Linked DNA regions of Homo sapiens: regions 2 and 3 are each linked to region 1. Evidence: read pairs that join two places in POLR2A ChIA-PET (ENCODE). Cell type or tissue: MCF 10A. All regions are shown on one strand. Links, peaks and the distances in the headings refer to the core of each region. The heading gives the core; the rest is flanking DNA.

Region 1 (7,361 bases), core at 1,057-6,056:
TTTTGAATTGTTGCTTAGTTCCACTGCACCATTGTCAAGTCCTATTTATCTCTAAAAGCTAATAGCTTCCAGAAAGAGCTAGGAGGCCAGGTCTGGGCACTGAAAGAGCTGTGTATGTCTTCCTACTGTGGATTAGTTGAAAGAGACAACTCATGGGAAAACAAACTTTTTCCAGTATTTTAGTTTTACTTTCCACTATAGTAATTTTTTTTAACCCCTTTTCATTTATTTATTTATTTAGGGACAGGTCTGACTCTGTCACCCAGACTGGAGTGCAGTGGCACAGTCATAACTCACTGTAGCCTCTAACTCCCAGGCTCCGGCGATCCTCCCACTGCAGCCTCCAGAGTAGCTGGAACTACAGGCGCATGCCACCATGTCCAGCTAATGTTTTTTTGTTTGTTTGTTTTGTTTTGTTTTGTTTTGTTTTTTAGTAGAGACAGGGTTGCGCTATGTTGTCCAGGCTGATCTTGAACTCCTGGGCTCAAGTGATCCACCTGCCTCAGCCTCCCAAAGTGCTGGGATTACAGGCGTGAGTCACCATGCCTGACCTTTCTTCAGAATTTTAGATCATTGTACCAAATGCCAAAAACACTCTAGTGCTGGTAGTATTTAGTCAAGTTCTGAGCAATGTTTTTAAAAATTAGGAATATAAAAAAGCTTAATAAAATACTAGCATGTACTTGACATAACATGCTATTCTAGTAAGTCTTAATAATGATCTATAAAATGTTAACACTTTTATTCATATTTCCTTATAATCAAATTGAACAGATACATTTTCCTTTTCTCTCAGAAAAAGTAATAATGAGCCTAGTGCTCTAACACTTGGGAGAAAAATAGATAAACGCGACCAAACACAAGACTCTGAAATGATAGTCCTTGCCAAGTGTGTGCAGATGGGAAACTGGCTTCTTTTGAATGTGGAAGGAGAGGTGTATCCCATGTGAGGGGAGCACCGTTGTGATTTTGAAAATTGTACTGTACATCTTCTTGTTGGCATCTGCTTAATTTCTAGCAATATCTCATTAACATTTCTTTTGTGAGTTTTTGTAAAGCACATCTTGAACTTTTAAACCTTTAAGTGAATAAGAATTCTAAGTGTATGAAATTCTTTGATTAAGGAAGTGAACGCCCAGAAGTGCATACAATTTCTTGAAACACTTTTATCCTCTGTTAAAGTTTGTTGTAGAAAATCCTTGTTTAACATTATACGCCAAAGACATTCTAAGCTTAATTTCAAAAATATTAAATGCCAAAGAGCAGAAAATTCTTAAAAACAACCACTTCTAACTTGTCACCTTATTGTTAACATTGACAGTTTCACATGGAAATGGTCAAATTTCAGTTTTCAAAGTCATTTGACTCTTTCACTTTAAGTCAAATAGTAAATGTGACTGAATCTTCAGTATTTTAATTAAAACAATTTTATGTATTTGTCTTTTCTCATCTTTTTATACCTCATTCTTAGATTTTTAAATAATTCTGAAATCACTTCTGTTGGTACTTACATGTAAGTCAAGTTTGAAATATGGAAATAGTTATTGGGGTGGTGTGTGTGTGAGTATGTGTACCTTTTGTGCATCATAAAATAATCAGGCAAAGTGATTTTAAGATAGTAATCTTTAGCAAAAGCAATAATTTTATTTTTCTTCCTCTAAAGAGTTCAGCAGATCTAGACTTGAAAGTGTGCTGACTTAGGTGTTTCTTGTATAGTTCAAGTGAAATTGCAAATAATTTCTGTTCACTTTAGCAGGATGGCTAAGGAGGGCATTTTCTTTTAAAGAAAGATGACCATTATGTCTTACAATGTAGAATTTACTTTGGTATTTCTTTTTTGGTGTTCTTGGCAAAGACATTTATAGGCTGGTATTCTTCTCTAGTATCGTCCCTCTTTATATTATTTAATTGTGCTTTGTATTTTACTTGAAATTAGAGGCATATAGATTGCCAAGACAGCTTTATGCTGAATAAATTCATGTCTCTGGAGGAGGCATACGCAGCTTGACTAAGAGAAAATAAGCAAAGATGGCTTCTATCGTAAATAATTCTGACCCAGTTTCTTAAATCTAGGTAAAGAGACCAACACCCAAATTCTACTCATAAAACCTAAGTAACATACATGGGCTGTGCAGATGTGGATAAAATGCTAGTATAATTGTATGGTTTTTTAAAATTAATTTTTAATCACACAAGTGACATATCTTTGTTTCTCTTTTTAAAACAGAAAATACACATGAAACAAATTTTCCTCTGGCTAGTACACCTCAGTAGGTATGCCCATCCTGCATAAGACTGGAGCTACACTGTATGATTATAATGATTGAATGGCCAAGATCCTAAGAGGAACACCTGCCCACTGTTTCTAAATTTTCCTTGTTTGGGAAAATCTGAACTCCTCACAAGGTTAAGGAAGAGGAGACCCACAGGGTTACTCACATGATTCTGGCCTGTGGTACTACAAGAGAGAGGTAGAGAGGGAAAGAATGTTCTTGTTCAAAAATACACCAGACTTTAATGAGGTTAAGTTGAACAAACTTACATGGAATTTTTATATTAGGAGACGTTATCTAACTCAATATACATGTGTATGTATATAGATAGATACAAACCTACATGTATATATCAAATAATTTTGTTAGAACCTAATAATAATAAAACTATTTCTAATTTTTGCTTATATTTTTATTCATCTACTTAATCTATACATTTGATACCTACCATTTGTACCTACTATATGGTAGGAATTTTTCAGACATCATTTCTAATGTTGTTACCCCTATTTTACTTCTTAGGAAGTTGAGATTCAGAGAAGTAAATGTGCATCCCAAGCTGCAGTGGTAGTCAAGGAATGGGATGAGATTGAATGCTGTTTTTCCATAGGTTCGTTCTTGGCATCATGTTGCCTCAGAGAATCAGTTTCTGGGATGTACAACTAAAATTGTTTAATGTCTTTGACTCATTAAATGGCATAAAAGTTTTAAATTCTCATTCTAATATCATTCTGATTTTCTGAAGATCTTCCTTTGATGACAGCAAAAATACTCACTAAATGTTTAACCACAGATACTGAGTGGGTTCTGGCCAATCAGCGTGGGCTCCACTTGTATGTCCGACAGTTGAACGTCAACTCAAGTTTAAGGCCTCATGAAGCCTAATTAATAGCAATATAAACCAGTTTAAGCACTTTTGGCCAGTTAATATATTTTTTAAAAAGCACCACACAACGTTATTCTCAAAATCTTTGTCTTAATCTGGTATTAGCCATAGTTACAACATTCTGGTTTCAAGTTCTCAAGTAGTTTTTGGGGTTTGTTTTTATTGAGTCATTGAAAAATTACAGTAAATGAACCTACAGAATTTCTTGACTGAGAATCTGCCCTGTTTTTCCCTTTTTCTAGGTCTATTATTAGCAGAAGATTTTTCTGCATAGTTGGCACGCTGTACCTGTATCGGTGTATTACAATGTATGTAACTACACTCCCAGTACCTGGTATGCATTTCAACTGTTCTCCGAAGGTAAACTATTCCTCGCTGTAATTTCGCTTTCTGTTTGTTTCTTGTCTTGCCCTGGGGTCCTTTGAGTGAGGTTGCAGGAAAACGTTTCTTCAGAATACAGTGGAGTCACTCCTCTATCTGAGAATGTTACTAAATGATATGGCCAGGCAGCCCCACCCTTCCCAGAATCTCTAAGCCCTGCCAGTGCCTCCCAACTGGGGAAATGTGTGTTGGAAGCAGTTAAGCTTTGTGTAGTTCTTTGGTTTCCTGCCAAATTGTTAAAATATCATTCATTTCTTTGACACGCATCCAGAAGCTTTTATATGCTTCCTCTCCCTCGGAGGGAGAGCTCGATTTCAAGTGACATTTTTTCCATTTTCCTTCTTTCTATTAATCCCTACAGCAGAGCCAGGAAGAGAAAGTATTCCTATTTCCTTGCAGTCCTCAACCAAGCCAAATAAGATCACTGTTCTCTGGGGTAATATATTGCCTTATTGATTTTCTCTAGTAACAAAGAAGTCTTTTTAAAAATAAACTTTATTCCTCTCTTATTGTCTCTACCTTTCCATCAGATTCAAATGACACTCTTCACCTCCTAACCTTTACCTTGGAAGAATTTTTAACTAGGGTGATCGTTGGAACTCTGTGAAATAATTAGCAGATTTTATTGTTAAAATATTTATGTACATTAAAGCTCTTTAATGAATTTTTAAAAGAGGCTAATTTCTCTCCTTGATTTTTGGTGGGAGAAAATATAGTATACTCTGATGTATTTGAGATCATTTCTTTGCATTATACCTGTGTGGGTGAAACAGCCAAACACTTTCAGTCTCATTGCTTTGTACTTTTGTTCCTCCAGAAGAGATGTTCTCTTTGATAGAATCTTTGGAAAGAGAGCTGAAAAATTCACTCTGGATTTTTAATTTGATCATATGAAATTTTGGATCTCTTTAATTTGTATGTCTCCTGTGGCTCTTTTCTTTGCTAAACTTACATATGTGCCTACAGAGATAGCTCATTTCTTACTTAACTTTTTGCTTTTTTTAATTTTTTAATTTTTTTAATTTTTTTTATTTTTTGCTACACACTACTTCCTTACCTCTGGAAGAGCTGTCATACAAAAGCAATGTTCTCAACATTCCACTCTTCTCTATCAGCCATCCTGCCTCCCTGCACTCTCCTTCTTGCAGTTTCTTTCGCCCTTCCAAAGAAGCCAGCTTCACATCGTTTTTATTGTCTGTAAAAGCTCTCAAGCACTCACCTGTAGCTCCTGGGTTATAGGGAATATCTTGTTGTCATTGAAAATCCAAGGATATGGACTCTTGCTGGGAGCCTGGCTTGATAAGCAGCATGTTCTCAGCAGTAAACTGACAGTTTAGGATATTCACCTAAGTTTAATTCAGCTCCTTAAAAAAGTCTGTGCATTGGGAAATTTTGCTACCAAGGGGTAGGTAGATGTAGGTTCTGGCCAAGCACATGTTGAAGATGGATCCAGTATTGAGGGGCCGTACCATGTAGCCTTTCTCCCTACTCTGGTTCTAAACTTGTTTCTTCTTGAGGACTACTGTAGCTCCGCCAGTTGCTGGCAAGCCCATACTTGGTGAGCCATTGGTTCTTACATAGTCAGCTTGAGTCATCAACATATCTAACCAAAATTCTTTGCCTAAGAATAGCTTGTGGGTTTTCTTCGTAAACACAGAAGTAGCAGCAGGAACTGTTCACAAAAGCCAAACTCAAACGTGTTGCTCATTTATTGTGTTGCCAGAAATCCCAACTAGGGCCCTCATTCTATGAGGATCTTCTGGAAACTAGAATCTTAAACAGTAGGAGGTGAAATATTAGCACACCTTAGAAAAAAATACTAGTTAAAACTCATTAAATCTAATTACTACAAAATCTAATTTTGTAGAATAAGACTCTTGGAAGAAAGGATTTAGAATACACTTTTTTATTCTGAAAACTTTCACATGTATCCCAACTGCTATAAGGAACTCCCATAAACCCAACACTCAGATTCAATAATTATCAAGATTTGCAACATTTGTTTCCTTTCTTTTTTCTTTTTGAAGTATTTAAAACAACTCCCAGGTAACGTCATTTCACCTCCACATACTTTAGTACGCATCTAAAAACTGTGAACATTTTAGTACAAAACCATAATGCTATTGGTGTTCAACAAAATTAATAGTAATTCTGTGATATCAGCAATTACAAGTTGATGCGATATCCTGATTGTCTTAAAATGCTTTTCCTTTTTTTACAGTTGGTTTGTATAAATTAGGGTCCAAAATCTTTATATTACATTTACTTGTTCTGTCTTTTAAGTCTATAATTCTAAAGCAGTCCTTTCTTCCTTTCACCCCTCTACCAGTAGCCTGTAGACATTAGATTAATAGTCCTACAGAATATCCCACTTTCTGGATTTATCCATTTGTTTCTTTGTGGTGTCAAGTGACTTGTGTCGCTCTATGTTTCCTCTGAATAGAAAGTTGGCTCTGCAGACTTAATTAGATTCAATTTTAGCTTGTTAACAGAATATTTGCCAGGTGGAATAGAAAGACTTCTGAAGCTAGGCACAAGAGTTGGGAAAGGCTTCGAAGGCTTGGTGCTGCCTCTTGGATGGCAGATCAAGCTTAAGAAATTCAGTGGTCAGGCAAGGGCTAGAATCCTCCACTGAGAACGAGTATCTGAAGACAGAAAAGGGTGACACTGGAGAGAAGCCTCAGAGGACAGCTTTGCCTACTTTAGAATCATACCTAGGGCTAAGGGAATCAGAAGTGAGAGGAACCTTATTAAAAGTCACTCAGGCCAAAGTTCTATTTGATGTCTGAACATCATCGCCACTGAATCTTCCATCTCTCTCTGAACCATTGTACAGAGAGGGAACTTAATTGCCCCTGTAAAAATACAAACTTACCTAATAGTAAAAAGAACACTAAAGTTAAGGTTAAGACAGTCTTACACAACCACTTACTAGCATTGGGCAAGTCATTTAACTTTTCAGAGCCTCAGTTCCCTCCCTAAATGGCAAAGCAGAGCTAATGATGCTTTTTGAAATCTGTCTTAAGGAGTTATAGGTGTGGAAGGAGACAGTTTCTAGGGGCTCTGTGGGTGTAACGCACTATACAGAAGTAAGAAGAGGACTTAGTATTGTCATCATGCTTCAACCCCTAGACTCTTATTTATCCAGTGAGAACTGATTTAACAAACATACATTAGGGACCTACTGTGCTTTGGGTGCTAGAGTATGAGGCATGAGGAAGGTAGATATAGTTCCTACCTTTGTGGAAAACACCTTAAAATCTGTTAGTTTAAATTTGTAACTTATGTAATAAATGTGTAAAATGCTGTGATAAGGGCCTCAAGCTAAGCTACTGGCCCTAAGGATGGATGGAGAGGAAGAAACAGACTTGAGCAATATTTAAGAGACCAAATTGATACAACTTGATAATAGATTTCATGCAGGGAATGAGAATAGGGAAAGATTCCAAGGGCTGGATTTTACACTGGTATAATGACATGGTATAGAGGAAATGAGAGTTAATGAGTTGGATTAAACACAGAGTTTAAAGTATCTGTGAGATATCTAAGTGGTGATGTCCAAGATAGTTAGCAATATAGTCTAAAGCTGAGGGAAACATCAGGCTGGAAAATAAATATTTGTGAATCATCATATTCTGGATGGTGGTTAAAGCTGTGGATATGGATGAAAAGGCCCAGAAACAAGTTACAGAAAGCACAGTGCTTCCAGAATTGGATATTCTATTATTTGAGATACCAATTAAGGCCTGTCACTTGGTGGATACTCTGACAGTTACTCAATATCACTAAACTGTAAGGGAGGAGAGTTGAGCTTTAGAATA
Region 2 (7,361 bases), core at 754-5,753, 68 kb before region 1:
TTCATGTGGTGGCTTGATAGTAATTGTTATTCTTGGCTTGGTTTGATTGAGAACTGAATATGCATTGATTTCTCAGAAGACTTGCTACCAAAATATAGCAAAAACTTACCAGAACCTCCCCCCATGAGAAGTAACACTGAAAAGTTCTCACTTATGACATCACATCCCAACTTACAACACCGGTATTGTTAGCTTCAAATTGCTTACAAACGTTCTGCAATTCTTTTGGATTAAGTAACTCTGTACTATTAAAATAATTTTTAAAATATTATTTTATTGCCTTTATAAACCAGTTTGGATTAAAAGCTAATATTTTTTAAAGGTTAGGATAATTTCATTTCATTATTTAATATTTCAAAATCTGATGATATGATCATATTTTGAAGTCATCTGATAGTTCCTGAAAGTATTTTAGATGTCTACTCCCTGCATTTATACATCTGTTTAGAGCCTGATTGTTTTTATATGGTGTGCTTATTTATTTTTTGTCATTGCACGTGAATAATTACTGTTTTCTGAAGACCTCTACTTTTTAAGAAGCTCCGAGAGAGTGGAAAAATAACCACCAAACTTGTCTGCCTCACTTTATTACTGAGAGAAAAAATTTGCAGAATGATATTAACTATATACTAAAATCTTAGCACACCAGAGTACAAAGTCAGGGACGGAAAACTTTCTGTGTGTAGCCTTTTGAAATGTATCTATAAGTAGAAGGCATTCCCAAGTCACATGCTGAAGAGCGGCGAAATGGCTTAGAGGCAGAGTTCTTAGGTGCCACTCTACCTATTTCAGGCAGATTCTGTCACCATCAGCCCTTCGTAGGTCACATAACTTACTTGATTTTAGTGACTTATTTAAAATCAGTAATTAACACCTCAAGAGGAAAAAGCTTTTCTTTAGAAGAAATAACAGATTTATCTTCAATACCTCTGAAACCTAAATGGTTGCTTAAGTAACAGCTGTTGCATTTTATCATCATTGGCAAACGGGAAAGGCAGCTTCCTCAACTTGTGTTTGTCTTCTAAAGGAAAAACCAAAGCAATATATAGCAACTGATGCTTATCCAGAAGAGATAACTCAGATGCACAGAGGCAAAGAGATGTGGACATCTAAATAAACCCAGACACTTTGTTCTTCAGAACTTTTAAACATAGGCATTTTCTCTCTCGGCGAGAGAGTGAGCTGTGATCAGTTGTGTGTGTAGCCAGGATGTTGCTAAAGCAAACTGACTTTATCTGCCTTGCACGCCTTCTCCTCTGCTTTGGTGTCATGCCTGTCTCCTTTCTAAGACCAGCTAACCATACTTGGTTTCTTCTGTCCTCTTTAACATCTTCATCTTGCTTTATTGTGCATGTGTATGATTTGAGGTTCTAGATCCTTGAACTGGGGAGTGACAACTTAGACACCCACAGAGACCACGTATCTATCCTACCTGGTCCTGCAGAGTGCCCTACACTGAGTGAGTCCTCTGTCTAAGAGTGCTGCTAACCATCTCCTCAAGGGCAGTTATCTGCCATTTGCAAAGAATGTACAAGTTCTCTAAATCTAGCAACTACATCAGAGATCTTAGATGATGATTCATTTGAAGAGAATGGGTTGGGAGTACTCATGCAAAGAGAAGAAGCATTTTTTTTTTGCTTTTGATCTTACTGCACATTAATTTTGAGTAAATTTGATAGTACAAATCAACCAACGGATATTCACATTTTGAGTGTCCCGTACTTGAGCTCCTGAGAGTGTGCAGAAGGGTGGAGTGCTTATCTTCAAGTAACACCGCCGGTTCACCACACAGCTTTCTTTTTAACAGAACACTGGAGGCTGCCGCTGTTGGGATGCATTGAGGGGAGGGGACCTAGCTACTTTTAAAAGAATCTTTGGGTATAGAAATTGGGGGAAGGAAGATGTGAAAAATAATGCCACTTGTGGGTGGGGTGGGGATGGATGTGAGAAGACAGACTGCTAAAAGCAGCCATGATTGGTGAGCACCTGCTGTGTGCCTAGACTCTACTAGGTACTCTGCAGCTCATTATCTCATTTAATCCTGTGAGTCAGGTGATGGTATCCATATTTTTATAGACAGGGAAACTGGCTTGGAAAGGTCAACACTTCCTCAAACAAACAAACAAAAACAGATGGAGTTAGTCTAATTCTTTCTATTTGTAACTAATTCGTCTTAAGATTAACATGTTCCTTCCTCTCTCTAGTTCCAAAATATCCCCCCTTCCACGGTCCTGAATTTTTTCACTTCTCTTTTGTATACTCTTGAACTGGAGGCATTTACAGTTGTGGAACATAGACCTTCTGAAATGCAAAACATCCTAGGGAAGAGAAATGTACCTTACTGTGTGGGTTGACTTTTGCCTTGCTTTGCTCAACTCCTAGCTGAGAATACCTGGACTTAAGATAATGGGGGCTGCACGTGGGAAGTAAAGAGAGGAGAAGAGGTAGTCTTTAAGCTTGGACCTCTAGAGGGGTGGGACTGGGAGCCCCACCCTGAGGGCTCAGAGAAGCAAAGACTCCTGAGGAGACAGCCACTAAAAGGAGGGCAAGATTTCACCAAAGGCTAACTTTTCCCCTTCTGGTTTTGTTAACGTTTTTCATCATGGAAAGGGAGGAAATGCACTGGAGGGTCCAGACCTTGGTTTAGTTCCTCTTTCAGTAGAATTGGGATCCTCAGATGAATGATGAATCGGTTAAGGGTGGAAATAACTTTTTCAGCAGTATACATACCCACCATAAACATTTTATTAACTTTAGAAACAGAAATGTTTAGGATTTCTCAATGTTTTATGTAGTGTCAAGGAATTTTCTTTTGAATATGGGTCCTCTGATTTGTGCCATTTCTTGTCTTTCCTGCACAAGCCCCACCCATAATCCTTCATCGATGTCCAGTCTTTATTTCTTTAAAGTGATGCCGGAACATCAAAACTTCAAAGCAGCCCAATACTGAATCCTTCCACATTTTAAGTTACATTTTCCTCGTAAGAATATTAAAGTTGTCTCAACCACCTCTAATTTTGCAGCAATCTTTTGGTAAGACTGTTTACCTTTATCAAGTCTTTCTAAAGCATTCAATTTAGTTTTGTGGAAATAACAGCTCACTTTCTTTCCAGACTCCAGTTTCATTGATTACTCAATATTTATTTAAATTATGTAATAATGGAAACAAGCAGGTTTGGAGACAAATACAGTGAGTCTTGGTAAGCATTGCATATTGACTAATGGGAGCAGAGTTGCCAAGCTTAGGTTGGCTAATACTAATGACAGCGGGCAGTTGCTTAATCATCCACATGCATCAGTATGTCTGAGTGAGGGGTAACTAATCCAGTGTGAGAGTCAAGTAGAATTGTTTAAGAGCACTTTAACTGTAGTCAAATGCTACACCTGCTCCTTAATAGCTTGAAGGAGCTATTTATTACAGGGATCCCAACAACTCGTGTGATTTGATTTTTACTATGAGTTGCACCTAGAATTGTAAACATTCAATATACTAATCATAACAGCGACCATGAAGGTGTTTTTTTTCTTGGGGAGGTGTCTAATCACACACACACAAAATCAGTATGATCAGAGAGGGCAGGAAATTGATTTATCACCCTCAGGGGCTTGATGTTGCTCTTGTTAAAGGGACAAGCTTGTTAGATGTGAGCTCACGCAAAGTATTGCCAGAGATCTCCTGCCAAGCTCTTCCTGTTATGTAAAAGCAAAAAGGAGTGGGCAGATTATGAAATTATTCTGTATATGATGATTAGTTCGTGATGGTATAGTGATTTGTTAATCTGGTTCATTACTTTAAAAAGCTTAATCATAGTCATCAACTTCCATATTTTTACTTTTTAGATAGGCAGAAAGAATTCAGACCAGTTATTAGTTGCTAAACAATTTGTTGTTGAATGAAAAGCAAAATCCTGGAAAAAAACAACTTAGAGTATTAGGGTCTAACAGCCTGAAAGTCATTGTAAACTTGACTTGTTTTTCTGCCCCTGAAATTAAGTTAGATGAATTAAAACAAAAGGCAAAGGCAGTTATTTAAAAAACTTGTTTTTGCTATTGCATATTTATTTCATATAACCTCAGATTTATTTTGATTTCCATTTCTTGGTGCCTGGCACCAGAATTTGTGCAGATCTATTTCAAAACCACACATTGTAAAATCAACACTATTGACAGTTATGGGTAATTGAATGGCAAATGGGGTTTCCAACTGGGTGCTCCAACTGGGACTCTTAAACAAGGCTTGACAAATTCTGCTTTGTCAGGTGTCATAAAATATGGTTCAGAACGCATCTGTAGTGTCAAGGGAAAATCACTTATGCCATTCCCTGTATTACCACTTCTGACTCTTGTCCGTCCTGAAGTAGGAATTCACATGGCTTATGATGGAGTCTTTGTTTTAGGAAACACGACACAAACGCTAAGACTCTTCAGATATCATCACTGAATCTTTAAGTTCAATCCAGTTGCTAGATTTGGCCTGTAACATTTGGCTCAGGGATTCCTGGTGGCCAAAGGAAAACATCACAAGAGTCACATTATCTGTAAGATAGGAACAGACTAGTTGTTTTAAAGAAAACTTCTCTTAAAACTCAAAGCAGAAAGATGTCAGAATGGGATTTAAGTAATTTCTGCCTTCAGCCTAGGGAATTGGCTTGTATGGCAGTTTTTTCCACTCCTTTTGTGGTATCTATATAGAGATAGGATATATGACTCACTTGGCAAAGGTCAGGAGTCTGAACATTTGGGTAATGAGTACCTTGTCCTAGGAAGATAAACTGAGCACAGTGTCCCTAGGACTTGCACGATCGAAGAATCCCCTTGGTTGGGGCTTGGACCTTTGCCAGCTCATCTGCAAAATCTTTTAAGTTGTCCTGATCAGCCAAAGCTGCTATCACCTGAATCTTGGTTGTTTTTACTATTAATAATATAGAAATATTTTGCCAAGAAAATCTTTTGTCTTTTTGTGGGACAGGTTTCAGAAATGGTCCACAGTCTCTGTAGATACCTCTAGTAATTGGTCTCAGAACTCATTGCCTTTAATCAGCCCTGGGGATCAGTGGGTGACAGATCAGTGCCTTTATGAAATGGAGTTACTAGGAATGGTGTGTCATTGCCTGACGTGCCTCCTTATCTGCCATAATGGAGTTCCTTATATATTTCCTGCTTGTCTTGTATGCCTTTGGATCTAGTAAGGAAATAAGGAGAGGTTGAGAAAATACAGAGTAAAGCTTTAGCAGGTATCTTCCCGTTAAGTGACAGGCAGTGATTTGTGCTTCTTTGGTTTTTATCATCGGTCTAATGTGAGTCATTCTTGTGCGTCAGGGTTGGATCTTTTTGCCTTTCCTTTCTCTTCTCCTGTTGACTTGACCTGGTTTCTTTAGTCTGAGAAATTGGACGTATTTTTCTTTCTTTGAGGAAAGGGCTAGTGGATAAAGCCCTCCCATAGAGAGTGTAACGTGGGTAATATTTGGGTGCCCTTTCAGGGTTAGGTCCCACTTTGTTCAAGGAATGCTGTATGCATGGGTAGATTATTAATAAGATGGTGGCCCCAGTAAATGTTGGTGTATGTGTGAGACTTGGTGGGAAGAGCTGCTTGCTGTAAATAGTGGCTCCTCTGCTCAGCAGTTTTGTGAAGTCAGTTGACTTATTCTTTAATTTCATCCCACCACCCAACATAAATTTTTTGGTTCATTAAAAAAAAAAAACTTTCTGGATGCTTTATGTTTGTATTATTTTTTAACCAAATTGGGTTCATACCAGATTAAATTTCAAGTTAAAGATAATTTATTATGGCAGTTTAAAAAAACACAGAATGTAAAGTGAATAGTAGAATGAACTCCATATCCGTATCTCCCAGCATTAACAATCAACTTTCTGGATTCTTGTTCTCTCTCTCCCTTTCCCCTACTTAGTTCTGGGGAAAGAGGGGCAGTATTTTAAGACAAATCCCAGACATCATACCATTTCACTCCCATACTTTGTTGTCATGTTCGTTTTTCAATTATTTACCTTTTGTCTGTTGACTTTTCTTTCTCTTGTTTCTGAAATAACACTTGGACTGTGCCCTGGTGATGTTATGAAGGTACACTTTCTGGTAGTGTTGTCCTTTGCATGGCGCTTGCTGGGCTGGTCTTCATGGATCCTGAGGAAGACAGCTCTGCTGGTATGCAGTTCACGTCTCAGTAGAACCTAGTCACCAGTAGAACCCAGAGGTATCACTGCTACCTCGCGACCTTGTACAGTTAGGTGAAAGACTGTGCACTTGTATACTATGTTTAGAAGAAATGGACTCAAATCTAAGTCATGATGATGTTTATTATTTTTTAAACCCATAAAGAAACCATGGCTTTGATTAAGACTCTCTAAATGGATATAGCTAGATTCTATTTTGTTTTTCTAATTACATAGACAGAAAACTTTTGACATTACAAATTAATCATTTATAAGTTTGCCATCTTTTGAGTACAGTAATAATTTATTTGTGCAACATTTCAGTTTTTTTTTTTTTAACTTTTACTTTAGGTTCAGAGTACATGTGCAGGTTTGTTATATAGGTAAATTGCGTGTCATGGGGATTTGGCGTACAGACCATTTCATCAACCAGGTAATAAGTATAGTACTCGACAGGTAGTTTTTCAAGCCTGACCTTCCTCCCACCCTCCACCCTCAAGTAGGCCCTGGTGTCTGTTGTTCCCTTCTTTCTGTCCGTGTGTACTCAGTGTTTAGCTTCCACTTATAAGTGAGAGCATGCACTATTTGGTTTTCTGCTCCTGCATTACTTCACTTACGATAATGACCTCCAGCTCCATCCATGTTGCTGCAAAGGACATGATCTCATTCTTTTTTTTTTTTTTTTTTAATGATTGCATAATGTTCCATGGCATATATATACACCACATTTTCCTTATCCCGTCTATCATTGATGGACATTTAGGTTGGTTCCACATCTTTGCCATTGTGAATAGTGCTATGATGAACATACATGTGCACATTCTTTATGATAGAACAATTTATATTCCTTTGGGTAAATACCCAATAATGGGATTACTAGGTCTAATGGTAATTCTGTTTTACGTTCTTCGAGAAATCACCAAACTGCTTTCCACAATAGTTGAACTAATTTACATTCCCACCAGCGGTGTGTAAGTGTTCCCTTTTCTCCACAATCTTGCCAGTATCTGTTACTTTTGGCTTTTTAATAATAGCCATTCTGACTAGTGTGAGATGGTATTATTGTGGCTTTGATTTGCATTTCTCTAATGATTGGCAATGCTGAGCATTTTTCCATATGCTTATTGGCTGCATGTGTGTCTTCTTTTAAAAAAAATTCAGCTTTTAAAAGTTTCCATGTAAGTTATCATGTT
Region 3 (7,361 bases), core at 1,042-6,041, 91 kb before region 1:
TGCCACCAGTGGGAGCCATTCAGGTGGGGAATGGAATTTGAAACTGTCAAGGGTGACTGAGCCCTGATTCTGAGAAAGTTAAACCTATATTTAAAGTGGATGTCAAGGCAACATAAAATGGTAAGCACTCACTATCCCTAGGTATGGTGGTAGTAATGTGCCCTCAGCTTTAGGGGAACAAGGAGTGGACCAGCGGGTTATTTGGCAGAGGGTTTTTAAGATCGGGGTTGCAGAGGTAGAGGCAAGGCTTTGAGTGCCTATAAATGTCATGGCACTGGACCCGTAGTTTCACCGTCACTTTTTTTTGATAACTATATGTTGAGAATCCGTGTACTTTAAATTTTAATTTTAGACAACAAAGGCATCCTAGAACCAGTTATCCTGTTCTCTTGTGGGAATGTTCTAACCACATTGGTCATTGTGTTGTTCTTATTTCTGAAGCATAAGGATTATTGGAAACATCTTTCAAGTGCTTTGAGTTATGATTGCAGCCAAACATATTTATGAAGCCTTCCTTCTTCCTGGAGAGAACACCTACTCTGAATGTTAAGCTTGGCTGGATCCTAAACAATACTAACAAACTAGATCATCTCTCTTTCCTGTCTGTGCTGCCTTTCCCTTTCTCCATCATAGATCTCAAAGTATCTCTCTGTGTCCACACACACACAAACACAATTGTATTTTTTAGACTGCAGTGTTAAGTTTATGGAGTTGTTCATATACACTTAAGCTTTATGTAGTCTTCTCATGTAAAAGAGCTGCTGTCCTTGATATAATAGCCAACATATTATCAGTTCAGCCAGTATAGCTCATTGTAACAATTACATAAATATAAAATATCAGTGCTCTTAAAAATACACATTAATTTACATGAATGTTTGAGGAAAGCTGCCCGTAAAGCAAATTGTGTTCCTTTTGATCTCTACTATAAAATTATTTAATTGACTGAGAGGAAAAGGTTTATGACATGATGGCATGCTCGACTTTGACATTTGTCATGTGATGATGATGATGATGTGTTGAGAGGCATAGAGGGAGGGGCCCGCCTGCTGGAACAGCGGCTAGAAGACACTCAACCTCAGTGACTCAGGCAGAGGGGACGAATGCCTGAACCAGGAATGGAAAAAATGGTCCAGATATGAAAGAAGCCTTCATGTTACGCCTATTGGTAGTGAACCATTAAGAGAGAAAAGAGGGAGCTCAGATGATTCCAGAATTTAACTTGAAGTGTCTAGGAGAGTAACATTACCTTTATGAGGAATATGAGAGTCAAGAGAGATTTGACAGCTTCATCATCTAGGAGACAGGCCCAACTTAAGTACCTGTTGCTAAGGATAAATGTGAGGCTATAGGCCGATCTTGCTTCTGCTCTTTTGACCATAGTTTGGTTTCCAACTGGAAACACTCTTAGAGATCCTCAGAGAGAGATGAAGCAGTCAGTTCACCCTGTCACTTACTGGCAGAGCTGAGACTAGGAAGGGAGCTCTTGGCTTTTTGTGCAGTGTTCTTTCCACTCTCCCGTGCTGCTTTGGAGAAAAGAACAGCATTTTGCTGATCTCACTTTAGATCTTATCTTTGGCTAATGAGTATTTTCAAGAAACCTTGGCCTGTGGAATGACTCTAAACATGTATGAGAAAGATCTCCAAAGAGATCTTTGCTCAGGAGATCTCCAAAGCAAAGAACGTTTAATTTGTAACTTAACATTTTTTTCTTCCCATCTAGAAATTCTCTTTTGGCAATAGCAATCAACTCATTTCTTAATGGGACCTCAGGAATTAGCACTTCTGCAGCCCCCTGTAATTTGCCAATTCCCAAATAAAGTTTCTTTTAAGTATTTTTATTACAAAATAATGTTTAGGGCACAGTGACTCAGATGGAATATTTCCACAAATCACTCTTACTTTTTTAAAAGTAGGTTCACCTGTGACCTAAATGAAATCATTCCAATTTTAAGCCTATTTGCTACCAATAAACTTTCTATTGTATAGTAAGAATACCAAATTCAAGAATCCTGAACCTAAAGCTTCTTAAGTTTCTCACCACTTAAATGAGGGACTCAGACCAGGGAATACCAGAGAACTATTTCAGCTCTAAAATTCTTTAGATATTTAACATAGGAAAGAATTTTTGAAAATTACGAGCCAGTTTGTTTACAATTTTGGAGATTCGGATTCAGGACTCAGAGGGACAAGACAGCATTTTTTGAGTGCCTACTCTTTGTCCAGCACTGTGGTAAATGCTTTGCATGCATTGTTACATAATCAGTAGTTCCCCCCTTATCTTCAGATGGTATGTATGTTCCAAAGCCCCCAGTGGATGCCTGAAATCTCGATGGTCCTGAACCCTATATATACTATGATTTTTCCTATACATACCTATGGTGAAGTTTAACTTATAAATTAGGCACAGTAAGAGATTAACAGTAACTAATAATAAAATATAACAATTTTAACAATCTCAGAATGACATGAAATTTAAAATTTATGCATTGCTTATTTCTAGAATTTTCCATTTAATATTTTCAGACTGCAACTGAAGGGGCGGGGTAACGGACACAGCAGAAAGAGAAACTGCATATGGGGGGACTGTTGTAATCTGTAAACTGTTAGGTGGGCATTTTAGCCCCCTCATTGATGATAATTAACTTACTCAAGGCCACACAGTGTCAGAGGTCTGATCCAAATCTGCTTTGATACCAGGTCCCACCTCTTTGCACCCAGTATCTCTGCCTAACTCAAAAACTTTTACTAATCGAAACTAATGTACATCCACTGAAGTATCTTTCGTAAGATTAATCCTTGTTTCCCAAGCGTTTTCAAAGGCAACCTACCCTTTTCTAGAAGTTGTGTCGAAGTTGTCAAAGGCGTAAAGAAAAGGCTGTGAAAGGCTTCTAAGCTTGGTATAAATCAAGAAAGGAAAGTTCCGCCTTAACCGACACTGAACATGCTTATTGGTTAGGACTGAACGGGCTGACTCATTTCTTTTTTGCCGTGGTAGAGGGCCACACCCTGCATTCCAAAAACCCTCTGCTGCCGGGCCACACCCGCCAACCCCGCTCTTGGAGCCTCTGAGGTCCGGCTGGGCGTCTAGCTCGCAGTTGACCCCCCGGGAGAGGATCGGCGCATCCGGCCGCCCGCCAGCTCCAGACGCCGGGCTCCGCAGCGCCGCTGTCCTAGCACCAGGGCCCGGCAAGCAGGGGAACGGGACCGCCGGGACCGATCAAGGCGCGGGCGCCCAGCAAGAGCCGCGCCCGGGGTCTGCGCGCCGCTCAGCGCGCTCGCCTTTCCGCCCGCGCCAGGGCTGGCTGCGCGCACCCTGAGCGCGAGGAGCCGCGCGCAAACTTGGTGCCCCAGGAACTTTCCAGGAGACACTGCCTCCGGGGACGAGAGACCGTAAGTGTTGCTCCGGAGATGCTGTGGTTCATTAGAATACACTAACAGACGGTGTGAACCGATTAAAATACCGCAATCAGTGCCAATTCTACTACGGCGAAGTAAAGGGAAATCTTTATTTTTCCTGCATCCTGCTTTAATGATCAAATAGGCACTAGCTATTTACACCTGAGAAGGTTCAGTGCAGTTGCTGAAGCAGTGGGTCAGGATATGGGTAGGATCAGTCAACAAATGCTCTTTATATTGCGTGATGCTAACTGCCGTGGCATGAGAACCAAGGGTAGGGGGTGGTTTCTGTTTGGGGTTATCAAGTCTTCCTAATGGCAGTTTTTGAGAGAACGGGATTGTGTCTACAGATTGGTTATTAAGTTTTGGGGAAGTACTCACTTTCTCAAACTCCAGTCCCTGTACGAAACAGCCCTTTTGGCAACTCCTTTGGTTGGTTGGAAGCTGGCTTGTGAATGAGCTTGGTACTAAGTGCCACAAGGATGCACGTGCCCCTGTGTTTTGGACTGAGTGTGTTTACTCCATAACTGTGCTTTCTATTTAGTGTGGCCAGGTAATCGCTCTTGTGGAATTTGTCAATAAATACATGGAGAAGAATGCATGACATTTATTTTATTTTATTTTATTTTATTTTATTTTATTTTTGTGTTTGTTTTGTGTAGTTATACCAAAATAGGAAATCTGGAGACCTAAATTCTGTTACCCTGAATGCTACAAATATTTATCATAACATTTTTATCCAATTGAGTTACCGCTTTTAAATTTATGTAGAAATAAGTCCAGTGAGCCACTTAAAAAACCCGCTTTTCTACATAAGAAATTAGTGCAGTTGTATGATGCCAAGTAACTTATTTTCTTGCAAGAGTTTGGGGAAGTAGGGGACAGGGAAAGTGGAATCCTGTGACGACTGAGGATATACACAATGCAACAGGGAAGTTATCATGATCAGAAACACTGACTGCGTACAGGAAAGACAGGTTAAAGACGTCCCAGTAACATAAAGGATGGTGGGAAGACTTGTAAACTGAATTATGAAGTTATGAATATGAATGAGCAAGTCACGAATAGCATCATTACACATGCATTTATGAAGATAGAGACTGTGATGAGGTTAAAAGATAGACTGTCATGGAGAGAGGAAGAAAATTCTTTGCAGCTGGCTTTTTTTAGCGAGAGAAAGAAAATTCTTCGCAGCTGGCTTTTTTTTTTTTTTTTTTTTTAGTTCTATAAAGGAAACTTCCCTAGAAAGAAACCACTTCTAAATGGAATAATTAAAATAATTTGTTAGAAACTTTAAGTTACCCTATGAGCTCCTAGTAACACTGTTTTCAAGCTCATAGGTTAATTGTTAAGCCCTTTTGCTCCGAGTTGAACTGATCAAATGGCTCTGTGTAAAAGGTAACAGTGTAGAATCCTCTTTGAGAAATAGCATGTAAACTTGGGAGAAATGGCCTAAGCCCACGGTTCTCAAGTCACTGAGACAGTTGAAAAAGCCCCCTCAGGTGGTGAGAATGGGATAATATTTTATTATATCTCTAAGATGCCTCAAATCCAAAGAGATAATTAAATTTGGAATTTTATTAGTTTCACCTAATAGTTGTATAAAAGCTGAATATTTAAGGATCTCCTTTATCAGGCACTGAGATGCTTTGTATACATTACTTCATTTAGTTTTCACAATAGTCCTAAGAGGTGGAGGTATTTTTGACCCTGTTTTATAGTTGAAGAACAGGCTCAGTAAGGTTATATTACCTGCTCCAAATTTCACAGCTAGTTAATTTAGTTTATGTTGGAAGTTAGCATTTAAGGTTGGTTATTTTTCCTATGTGGCTCCAATTGCTCCTAAAATGGTGTTGATTTTTCTGTTTAAAATGATCCAGAGGAGGTTCTTGGTTCAAAGCAGATTTTTAAGTGATTTAAAAGTGCCTCATTGTCCCAGCGCCAAATTATCAAAGTTCAAGGAATTATGCATTTACTCTAGAAGGCTACGGCTTTCAAATATTAACTGAGAAAGCCCTACTCTTAATGAGCTCGTTAATGCACATGGCCGCCTTAGTGTTGCTGAACTCCGGTAACTTTCTTCTGCTTTTTTTCTGAAGACCTTTTAATTCAGGGTGTGCATTTTCCTCTTGCGTGTCACAAGTGCTATTCAGGCTTTCTCTAGTTGAATCCCCTGTTTGTGAGTGCATACCTGCAGTATTTTATATGCTAAGTGAAATATTTTTAAATTTACGTTAGCACCTAGATTAGCGTTGAACCTGTTTTAAGAATGGTGAGTTCATGAAAGGCACACTCTGTGAGAGCTAAAACTAGTTATGTGGAGGTGAGAAAGTCTCAGCGTGTCTGATCAGAGCATCCATTTCTGAGAGAGTCCATCTGTGGGCATATCATCATACAAGAGAATAATGCCACCTTCATCGAAGACCATGAAATACCATGAAATATTCCAGGACTAGGCATTGCTGACAGCCCCACATCATCACCTGCACCATCTAGTTGACACAGAACACCTACCCACTTCCTTAAGCCACTCTAAATCCTAACTGCTTTAAGTGACCTGAATTCTTGAGCATGTTGAAAGAACATGCCAGTGTGATGATAAAACCACTTGGGAGTAATCTTGGAAAAGTCATGGAGAGGGGGAAGCATGCCACAGAGTCCATTTTCAAAAATGGGGAAATGGTAAATTCGAAAACTTTAGATTCATAACTTACGTTGGTGTCTAGCAGAATTGTAGATCACATTTTTTAAAAGATTGGTCAGAATCACTTACAAAAATAAAAGTGATGATCAGTATGTAGCGTATGTTTGCTAAGAATTATTCATGTCCAATTAACCTCATTTGTTTTTTAATAATGTTACTGGACAAGTATATCAGGGCATTGCCATAGATATGCAATGTCTGCTTCATCAGAACATTTCGTTTTGTTATGTTTTGAGACGGAGTCTCGCTCTGTCACCCAGGCTGGAGTGCAGTGGCGCGATCTCAGCTCACTGCAAGCTCCGCCTCCCGGGTTGACGCCATTCTCCTGCCTCAGCCTCCTGAATAGCTGGGACTACAGGCGCCGGCATCAGAGCATTTAATAACGTGCTACGTGTGTTCTTTACTCAAGATGGAAAAATATGGATTGGATAGCGGTATAGATGAATGAGTTTAGGTCTTTTACCCAAAGAGGGATGATCAGTGGCGTAATGTCAGACTTGAGCAAGGTGTCGATAGTGTCGCTTGAGAAAGGCATATGGTACAGCTGGTGGGAAAAACTTCACACAGTACAAGAGATAGGGTATTTGGAACCAAGGAGATGATAATTGCGTCGTTCTTTGAAGCACTGTAGATAGTGGTTACGAATAGAGACTCCAAAGCCAGACTCTGGGCAAGTTATTTGAGTTCTTTATGCCTCTATTTCTTCATTCATAAAATACAAATAATAGTAATAATACCTACCTTAGAGGGCTGTTGAAGATGTTGAAGGATTAAATTATATAATCCATGTAAAGTGCTTAAAGCAGAATCGGATAGTAAATTGTATATATTAGATCCTAGTCTTCTGTTGTTGCTGCTGTTAACTACTGTCACTACTACTACTTCAGGCAATATTATGCACATTTCTGGGTTTGTGTTTAAACACATATCCAGAATGTGGTAAATAGGTTAGTTGTTGTTTTTTCAGGCAGAGTCTTGCTCTGTTGCCCAGGCTGGAGTGCAGCATCATGATCTCGACTCACTGCAACCTCAAGCAGTCTTCCCACCTCAGCCTGCTGAGTAGCTGAGACTACAGGTGTGCCACCATGCCTGGCTAATTTTTTAATATTTTGCAGAGACAAGGTCTCACTGTGTTGCCTAGGTTGGTCTCGAACTCAAACTTGTGGACTCAAGCAATGCTTCTACCTCAGCCTCTCAAAGTGCTGGGATGACAGGTGTGAACCACTGTGCCTGGCTGTAATTAGGTTTTGGAGAGTGT

Evidence for each region. Peaks named below come from ENCODE experiments on the same cell type or tissue, not always from the same donor. Only the 100,000 strongest peaks of a DNase experiment are listed, where the experiment ranks them.
Region 2: POLR2A ChIA-PET joins it to region 1 with 50 read pairs; 7 of 35 experiments call an interaction of 5 or more read pairs at or near these places.
Region 3: POLR2A ChIA-PET joins it to region 1 with 27 read pairs; 7 of 35 experiments call an interaction of 5 or more read pairs at or near these places.

What each region holds. Positions count from the first base shown.
Region 1 is chr10:50,323,363-50,330,723 of GRCh38, reverse strand. SGMS1 (sphingomyelin synthase 1) reads left to right here. Exons shown (of 11, transcript NM_147156.4): 8 at 3,402-3,519. Among named protein-coding and RNA genes, the nearest start is that of ASAH2, 76 kb to the right of the region's middle. In MCF 10A, for the core only: no CTCF peak of the experiment used is centred there; DNase peaks (open chromatin) are centred at 3,693 and 5,133.
Region 2 is chr10:50,391,335-50,398,695 of GRCh38, reverse strand. The region is part of intron 6 of SGMS1 (sphingomyelin synthase 1); the gene reads left to right. Among named protein-coding and RNA genes, the nearest start is that of ASAH2, 140 kb to the right of the region's middle. RefSeq lists an enhancer at 7,173-7,361. In MCF 10A, for the core only: no CTCF peak of the experiment used is centred there; DNase peaks (open chromatin) are centred at 3,235, 3,665, 4,705 and 5,305.
Region 3 is chr10:50,414,096-50,421,456 of GRCh38, reverse strand. All of the region lies in intron 6 of SGMS1 (sphingomyelin synthase 1), which reads left to right. Among named protein-coding and RNA genes, the nearest start is that of ASAH2, 170 kb to the right of the region's middle. RefSeq lists a silencer at 3,017-3,296. In MCF 10A, for the core only: no CTCF peak of the experiment used is centred there; DNase peaks (open chromatin) are centred at 2,986 and 3,756.